Linked DNA regions of Homo sapiens: region 2 is linked to region 1. A link is an interaction called in ENCODE POLR2A ChIA-PET data of the cell type or tissue named here. Cell type or tissue: MCF 10A. All regions are shown on one strand. Links, peaks and the distances in the headings refer to the core of each region. The heading gives the core; the rest is flanking DNA. Region 1 has its middle 5.3 kb from the start of MEAT6. Region 2 has its middle 500 kb from the start of MEAT6.

Evidence for each region. Peaks named below come from ENCODE experiments on the same cell type or tissue, not always from the same donor. Only the 100,000 strongest peaks of a DNase experiment are listed, where the experiment ranks them.
Region 2: POLR2A ChIA-PET joins it to region 1 with 9 read pairs; 2 of 35 experiments call an interaction of 5 or more read pairs at or near these places.

The regions. Positions count from the first base shown.
Region 1 is chr6:164,825,160-164,829,562 of GRCh38, reverse strand. No RefSeq gene overlaps it. Among named protein-coding and RNA genes, the nearest start is that of MEAT6, 5.3 kb to the right of the region's middle. In MCF 10A, for the core only: no CTCF peak of the experiment used is centred there; DNase peaks (open chromatin) are centred at 1,812 and 2,552.
Region 2 is chr6:164,320,814-164,325,216 of GRCh38, reverse strand. No RefSeq gene overlaps it. Among named protein-coding and RNA genes, the nearest start is that of MEAT6, 500 kb to the left of the region's middle. In MCF 10A, for the core only: no CTCF peak of the experiment used is centred there; a DNase peak (open chromatin) is centred at 2,476.

The DNA of each region.
Region 1 (4,403 bases), core at 96-4,095:
AAATAGAAGATGGCCTGGATGTGCCCAATCTCATTACAGGAGCTGTGGACGGGAGAGGAGAGCAGATCTCAGAAAGTTTGAAACATGAGAACTTCACCCACTGTTGCTGGCTTTGGAGATGGAGGAGGTCATAGCCAAGGAAGGCAGGCAGCAACTAGAAGATGCTAGAACTAACTAGAAGTGGAAAACAACCCTGGATCAACACCCAGCATGGGAACAGGACTGTAGTCCTATGACTGTGTGAAGCCAATTCTGCAAACAACATGAATGAGGCTACACATGGCTTTCCCCTGGAATATCCAGTAGGCAGACCTGCCAACACATTGATGGTGGCCTTGGGAGACCCAGGACAGGGACTGTTCACATTTTACCTGGACTCCTGACCCATGGACACTGTTAGACCATAAATGTGTGCTGTGTTAAGCCAAAAAGTTTGCAGTAACTTGTTTGACATGAATCGAAAATTTAGAAATAGAAATAAATACACCATAAAAGGGTCTCTGGGACTCTCAAGGGCCCATAGCCTTTACTTTGAGAACTGCTGGCTTAAGACATCATTTGGTAGACAAGTAGGGGAGGACTCATCTGGGATCTGTGCTACCCCTACATTTTATAATTTCTTACATTCTATTTTGGCACAAATATCTTTTGTATGCTGAATTCAGGCTTTTCTATGTCAACTGAATCAAGTTTCAGCATTGTGAGATGAAAACTTGGGCACTCATGGCTACATTTGACCTACAGATGACAGTGTGGCCCACATACACTGGACCAAATCATTTTTTAAATTAGGTGACAACATTTAAACGTCAAGAAATATAAATGGTGACTGGAGGCAGTGGCTCACGCCTGTTATCCCTGCACTTTGGGAAGCCAAGGCAGGAGGATTGCTTGAGCCCAGGAGTTTGGGAGCAGCCTGGTCAATGCAGGGAAACCTTTCTCTAAAAAAAAAAAATTAGCTGGGCATGGTGGTGTGTGCCCGTGGTCCAAGCTGCTTGGTGGGCTGAGATGGGAAGATTGTTTGAGCCTGGGAAGTTGAGGCTGCAATGAGCTGTGATCACTCCACCACACTCCAGCCTGGGTTACAGAGCAAGACCTCATTCAAAAAAAAAAAAAAAAAAAGGAAATATAAATATAAAATATAAATGTTACATATACACAATAAAAACTATTCACCATAAAAATAAATGAAATCCTGTCTGTTGCAGCAACATGGATGGAACTGGAGGCCATTATCTGAAGTGAAACAAGTCAAATACAGAAAGACAAATATTGCATGTTCTCACTCCTAAATTGGAGCTAAAAAATGTGTACACATGGACACAGAGAGTTGAATCATAGACAATGGAGACTCAGAAAAGTGAGAGAGTGAGAGGGGTTGGATGATGAGAAATTACTTTAATAGTTAGTTATTACACCAAACACCCTGATTTACACATTACACAATCTACGCATGGAACAAAATTGCACTTGTACCCAATAAGTTTATACAAATAAAAAAAATCCAGACTGCTTTAAAATCCAGGCTTCTCTAAAAACTCACAATGTACACCAAGGTGAGCCCTGATTCTGTTAGGACGACATTCAGTTGAAGCCCACCTATTCTTCCAAGAATGTGCCTTCCAACGAATCCGAGGCTCCACAGCTGCTCAGGTGCTCCGCGTTCTTCTTCTCTTTCACCTGCGGCATCTTTCACATCACCTTCCTGATGCCTGTATCCAGTAGCTCCCAGTTAGCCTGGGAGATGGACTGAGTCAGGGGCCAGGTGATTTCATTTCCCATCTATATCCCTGGGGCTATATTTCTCCTTGGCTATAGCTACAGACTGTTTGCTAGAAGGCGGGACTCCCGCTTCACTTAGTGAAGCTTGATTTGCCCAGAGGAGGGGCAAGAGAAACAGAAAGAGAAGCAGCCCAGATGAGAGAAAAGGTGCTTTAACTTTGATTGCTGCAGATTTTCTTGGCGTTTAAGTGCTGATGAAGCAGGTATGATTTGGGAAAGATGCTTGCAAGGTTCCTAACTGGAAATTTTTAAGTTTGTTTTTTTAACTTTTTTTTTTTTTGCTGATTGTTAGATCCCGGGGTCCAGGTCCAGCCCATGCTGTGGTCTGAAGGGAGTGGGTGGATGGGCAGAAAGAACACTGGGGAAGGGAGAGGGAGGTCGTCTGCAGGTGAATATGGTTTTATTCAGCGTCAGCTCTCATCAACAGCTTTCTCACACTAGCTCTTTACACTGTGTACCCTGTCTTGGCTCCTTGAGACAGCGGCTCCTACACACGGCTGCGCGGCCAGCTCTCCTCTGCCTTCAGGGTCAGCAGCTTAACTCTTTCTCTCTCTGGGCATGAGTGCAAGCCGTGCTGTGCTGTGTCATGCTGACCCATGCCCTGGCTCCCCTCTGTCCATCTGCAAGACAGACAGCTCTGGTTCTCTCTCTTTCTCTGGGTGCCAGTGTGCCTGCCACGTCAAGCCACACTGAACTGAGCCAAGCCCTGTGCACAGCATCAGCAGGGCAATTATACCTTCTACAGACAATAGTGGCTCCAAGCCAAGCACAAACTTACACAAAGAGGTTATATAACAAGTGGAGGTGTGCTCCTCCCTGCCAAACTCTCTGAGTCATGTGGGCCCGGATATTCACCTCGGCCTATTCCTTGACCAGAGCACATCCGAGTAACTTACAGTGATAGAAGCCCCTTTTCAATGTGCATATCTATTGTGAGACTTTGGGACATTTCTAAGCACGAGGAATGTGATAACTGTGAGGGGCTCTTAGCTGCCCTTGTATCTGAGTGTCACTCACAAACACAGCGAACTTAGAGCTGTTTTAACTTTCACCAGGCACACTACTTTTTTTTTTTTTTGAGACAGTCTCACTCTGTCGCCCAGACTGCAGTGCAGTGGCGCGATCTCGGCTCACTGAAACCTACTCCTCACACCATTCTCCTGCCTCAGCCTCCCAAGTAGCTGGGACTACAGGCGCCTGCCACCATGCCCAGCTAATTTTTTGTATTTTTAGTTGAGACGGGGTTTCACCATGTTAGCCAGGATGGTCTCGATCTCCTGACCTAGTGATCCGCCCACCTCGGCCTCCCAAAGTGCTGGGATTACAGGCGTGAGCCACCGCGCTCGGCCGATATAAAGTCATTTTCAAATAGACTTGTCAAACCAGGTAATTTTTTAAAGTTTTTTGGATTGCATTATAAACAGAAAAGCACACAAATCATAACTAAACAGTTCAATGATTATCCCTAAATCAACACACTCATGAACCACAATTCAGTTCCTTGCAATTTTTACCGAATGGGGTGTCTGATGTGGTAGCCATCCTTAAAATCTTTTCTTCTGAATATACTCTCACTGATTTGAGTCTGTGGTTATAATTATATCCATCATGTTGGAAAAAAAAAAAGGATCTGCAGTAGATCAGAAAACAATTACTCTTTTTCTGTTCCCGCTGAGCTTTCAAACCCACTCCGTGGGACAAGTTTTTCTCCTGCGTGTGAACGAAGTGGAGCACAGAGGCAAACATTTTCAGTTCACTCTTTAGTGATAGACAATTTTCCAGTCATTTCTATCTGTCCATGAATAGCCTCAGTTCCATCATTAGAATGTTTAATTCAGGTGAAGAAAGAAAACATCTAAAATTCATTGGAGATGAACTCTATTGGTTTAAGCTTGCTAGAAGACAGGGATCCTGTTGTTAGGGAAGGGATTTTGTGGTCTAATATTCCCCACCCTATTTAAGAACTTTGTTTTCTGATTCCTGTAAAGTTACGGGTGTAGAACAGAAAAAAGTAGAGAATGGGCTGGAAACGGATCCTGTCCTAAAACCTTCCTGGACATGATTGTCACCTGAAGGTGCCTCTGTCTAGGTTTGACACGTAATCTACTGACTCATTCTCTTTGCTCATTTGTGAGTCTTGCAGGAACCCTGCAGCCCACAGCTGAGGAGCTTTTGCCTTCAGCATTCTTGACCCAGCCATGTGTGCCTTAGTCTTTTGTGGTCCATGCGTCAGTTGAGGTCATCTTTCCATTCCAAATATTTTACCCAGAGAAGATCCAGGGAAAATCCAAGTTCTCTCTCACATCCACTACCTCATGACACTGTCAGATAGATAAGATTCCAGGGAATGCAATATTGACCTCTGCAAAGGGGTCCTGGCAACCTCTGTTCATAAATGTTTACAGGAGGCACTCCTTGCTGAGGGGCACTGCAGAGGAAACAGAGGGGACGTTTTCTTTAAGTAAATGATCCTTCTGATCACTTATTCCTACCCTCATGTATCTTTAACGTAGTGAGGACTAAGAATGTACAAAACAGGTTTCTGGGACCCCTTTGGAAGTCCAACCTGGTGAATATCATACCTAATTTTGGAATATGGACACAGTAGGTGCCTATTAACA
Region 2 (4,403 bases), core at 122-4,121, 500 kb after region 1:
TTGTATTGTATATGTATATACAATGAAATATTAGAGTACAATGAAATATTAGAGTACAATGAAATGTAGAGTTAGATATTGTATTGTACACTGAACATTTGTATATGTGTATACAATGAAATATTATTGAGTCTTAGAAAAGGATGGCTGGGCCCAGTGACTCATGCCTGTAATCCCAGCACTTTGGGAGGCTGAGGCAAGTGGATCACCTGAGGCCAGGAGTTCAAGACCAGCCTGACCAACGTGGAGAAATCCCATCTCCACTAAAAAAATACAAAATTAGCTGGGCATGGTGGCGCATACCTGTAATCCCAACTACTCGGGAGGCTGAGGCGGGAGAATTGCATGAACCCGGGAGATGGAGGTTGCAGTGAGCTGAGATCATGCCATTGCACTCCAGCTTGGGCAACAAGAGCGAAACTCCATCTCAAAAAACAAAACAAAAAAAAGGAGTCACTGCCATTTCTGACAACATGAATGAATCTGGAAGACATGTATAAATATGTTGTGTGTGTGTAGATGATAGATAGATAGATAGATAGATAGATAGATAGATAGATAGATAATGAATACACGCACAATTTCAGTTTATATATACACACCAAAATTGTTTTATTCATTTATTCATTGATGAATTGGTTGTTTCCATATCTTGGAAATTGTTTCTTCTATATATTGGCATAGGTTATTTCTGTGTCTGGTTTATGATCTCACTTATATGTGGAATCCAAAAAATGTCAAATAGATAGAAATAGAGAGTAGAATTGTGGTTACCAGGGGCAGGGAGTGGAAGGAAATGGGGAGATGTAGGTCAAAAGCTACAAACTTGCATTGTATAGGATGAATAAGTCTAGAGAGCTAATGCACAGCATTGAGGACTAGAGTTAAATATTGTATTGTACACTGAACATTTGTAGAGTTAAATATTGTATTGTATATTGAACATTTGCAAGGACAGTAGATTTTAAGTACCCTTAACCACAAAAAAGATGACTGCATGAAGTGATGAATATGTTACTTTGCTTGACTGTAGTAATTATGTGGGTGTGTGTATATATATATATATATATATATATATATATATATATACACACATACATATGCATATGTATTTCAAAACATCATAATGTAAACCTTAAATGTATATAAAAATAACTAATTAAAAAGAAGACACTGGAAAAATATCCTCAATAAAAAACCCCACAACTCACAGCAAATATTTGAAAATACGACCAAATTTTAAAATAAAATGTGAAATATTTAGCCAGGTACAGTGGCTCACACCTATAATCCCAGCATTTTGGGAGGCCAAAGCAGGAAGATTGCTTGAGACAAGGAATTCGAGACTAGTCTGGACAACATTACAAGACCCTGTCTCTTCAAAAAATTGAGAAAATTAGCCAGGTGTGGTGGCACACACCTGTAGTCCCAGCTACATGGGAGGCTGGGACAAGAGGCTTGCTTGAGCCTGAGAGATCAAGGTTGCACCAAGCTGGGATTGTGCCACTGGACTCCAGCCTGGATGGCAAAGCAAGACCCTATCTCTAAAATCTAAAAAGAATTAAAAGTAATAATATAACATATTTTTCTCTAGTGTCTTGAAAAGATTAAAAATTTGACAGACTGGAGTTGCCAAGTATTAATAATGGGTACGTTTATCTTATAGTGAAGGAGTGCAAATTGATATAAACTTTCTGATGAGAAAATTTGAAAAAATGTATTAAGATATAAAATGTTCAGCAATCACATTTCTGGGGCATCTTGTGGAAAAAAAGATCACAAATGGAAATCATTGTAGACAGAAAGATATCCATGATTGTTTTCATAATTGTGAAAAATGTACAGCAAACCATATTTCATCAATGTGAAATTGGTTTATGTGAAACACAGCACAGATATAAAATGGAATAGTATGCAGTCAGTGAAATGCTGATGCAGACGAATTGACAGTGGTTATTTCTGGTGGTGGAATTTCAAGCTTTTTTTTTAACTTTCTTTACACATGCTGAGATGATTGAATTTTTATACTTAACATTTATATTCTAAAAAATAAAAGCTTTACAAAAATCATACTTTTAATAACCATTCAAAGGCTATATCATATTATACTAAATATAGCAGCCAACAGTCCAATATATTGCTCAATGACTTACAAAATAATGGAGATCCTCACTTTGCTAGCTCTTCAAATGTGGATGTAGCCTTAACCTTGAATTAATTGAATGTTAGAATGTAATCTGTGTGTATTCCATAAGGCTAATATGAATTTTATGCCTGCTATTCAGAGTTGTAGTTTCTTTTATTGTGCTTTTGGCAGTCTAAGCAATAATTATAGATATCTCTTATAAAAACCTCTGAACTCCTGCCTGGATTTATAATACTATTCATGTTGATCTGGAATTCTTTTGAATAGCTTTGTACATGATTAACCGGAATAACAAATGAGTCATCGCATAACACACAGTGCAGAAATGAGGCTGTATCTTTTCAGGAACAAGTAGTCCCTATTGCCTTATGATCTGGGGATAGCTACTTAGCCTCTAGACTCATACTCAGTTTCAAAACAAGAATGTTTAACTCGTGTCAAAAAGCTAAGGGTGTTTTGTTCATAACTTTTTTCTTGTGAATGATTTGAGTTTCGACAGAGCTGAATGAACAGCAACATAGTGAATGTTGACCCTGAGATACCAAAAAATCCACATTCAACAGTAGATTTATAACCAGCTTGTCTTCGAATTTTAAAGACTGTAAATAAGGCCGGGCACAGTGGCTCATGCCTGTAATCCCAGCACTTTGGGAGGCTGAGGCGGGTGTATCACGAGGTCAGGAGTTTGAGACCAGCCTGGCCAATATGTTGAAATCCCATCTCTACTAAAAATACAAAAATTAGACGGGCGTGGTGGCGCACGCCTGTAGTTCCAGCTACTCGGAAGCCTGAGGCAGAAGAATCACTTGAACTTGGGAGGCAGAGGTTGCAGTAAGCCAAGATTGCACCACTGCACTCCAGCCTGGGCGACAGAGCAAGACTCTGTCTCAAAAAAACAACAAAAAAAAAAAGACTATAAATAAGGTATATTCAATATAAATCATTGAGCAAGTTTATTTTTGTTTCCTCATCTTGGGGAAATTTGTTAGCTTTTCTGGATAATTCTCAAAGATCCTATGTAGCTATTTTGTCTTACTGCAAAATACCATTATAGTTTAGCCATATGAAAAGTATAGTTTTAATAAAATCCTCTTCAACAATATTGCTAAAACCTTGCTTCCTTTTTTTAGTGCCAATGAGTCAGTTACTGTGTATTATTTCATCAGTGTGTTTTAACACTATTTGATAAAATTTAGACTCATGAAAAATCACGTAGTTCTTACATTCATCCACCATCTGAATTTAGAAGACATAAAAGCTAAACACTAAGTAAGAATCAATCAGAAATTAATATTAATTATCTTCCACATTCATCCAACTGATTCAAATGGATTAATTTCAATGAACTTCCCATTCAGAAGGTTCACGGATGTCTCTTTCATTCATTCTCTTCTGGTTTTACAATTGATCACAATTTCCTTTTGGCCGTTTTGCCAACCAGGTAACATTTCTTGAGAAAAACCTTTCCTTGGCCTTGGTGTTTCTTCAACTGTACCATCTCATGTCATTCATCTCCTGGAAATGCCAAAGAGAAATAATGAATGCTTCCGTTTCCTCACCCCTCTCTGTCAGATGATTAATGCACTCGTAAAGATTAAGTATCATGGTATAGTCTTACCTTTTTTGTTGGAGCTCTCTCTTAAAAGGCTGTTAGTCTGCAGCAAGTCTCTTGTAGTTTTCTTCCACTCTAGTTTCTTTAACACACACCCCCTGGGTTACTTAAGTTTTCTCTGTTTACTTAGCTTCTTTCGCTCTTTTTTTCTGCCTTTGCTTCTTCCTACTCACCCACTAAAGGCATCGATCTCCCCAGACTGAATCCCAGAAACATGCTTTCCAATTCCGTTGTTATCAGCCTTTCCCCAGTTTTTCAAACATTAACTATTACCTACTCCTCTGACTTGCGTGTTTTATTTTTTCATCATGGACTGTTACCAACTATTTCTCCATTGTATCTTTCATGTATTTTATTTTCCATTTCTATAGCCACTAACAGCATTTGTTCATTTATAGGCTTGTACAGAGTTCTAATCATACTAACAATACATTTCATAAAGCTCCAGATTGCTACGTCTCTTCTTCTGAGGCACTTCACAGTCATCTGCTATGAAAGCTCTATGAATATGAGAAAGAAAAACTCTCAATAGTTGAAGTTTACTGAAAATAAATTAAACCCTCTAGTATCAATTATTTTTTAACAAACTCTTTCAAATTCTGGTACCATCTTTTTTTTCAGCAGATACTCTGTACTTCAGCCAAG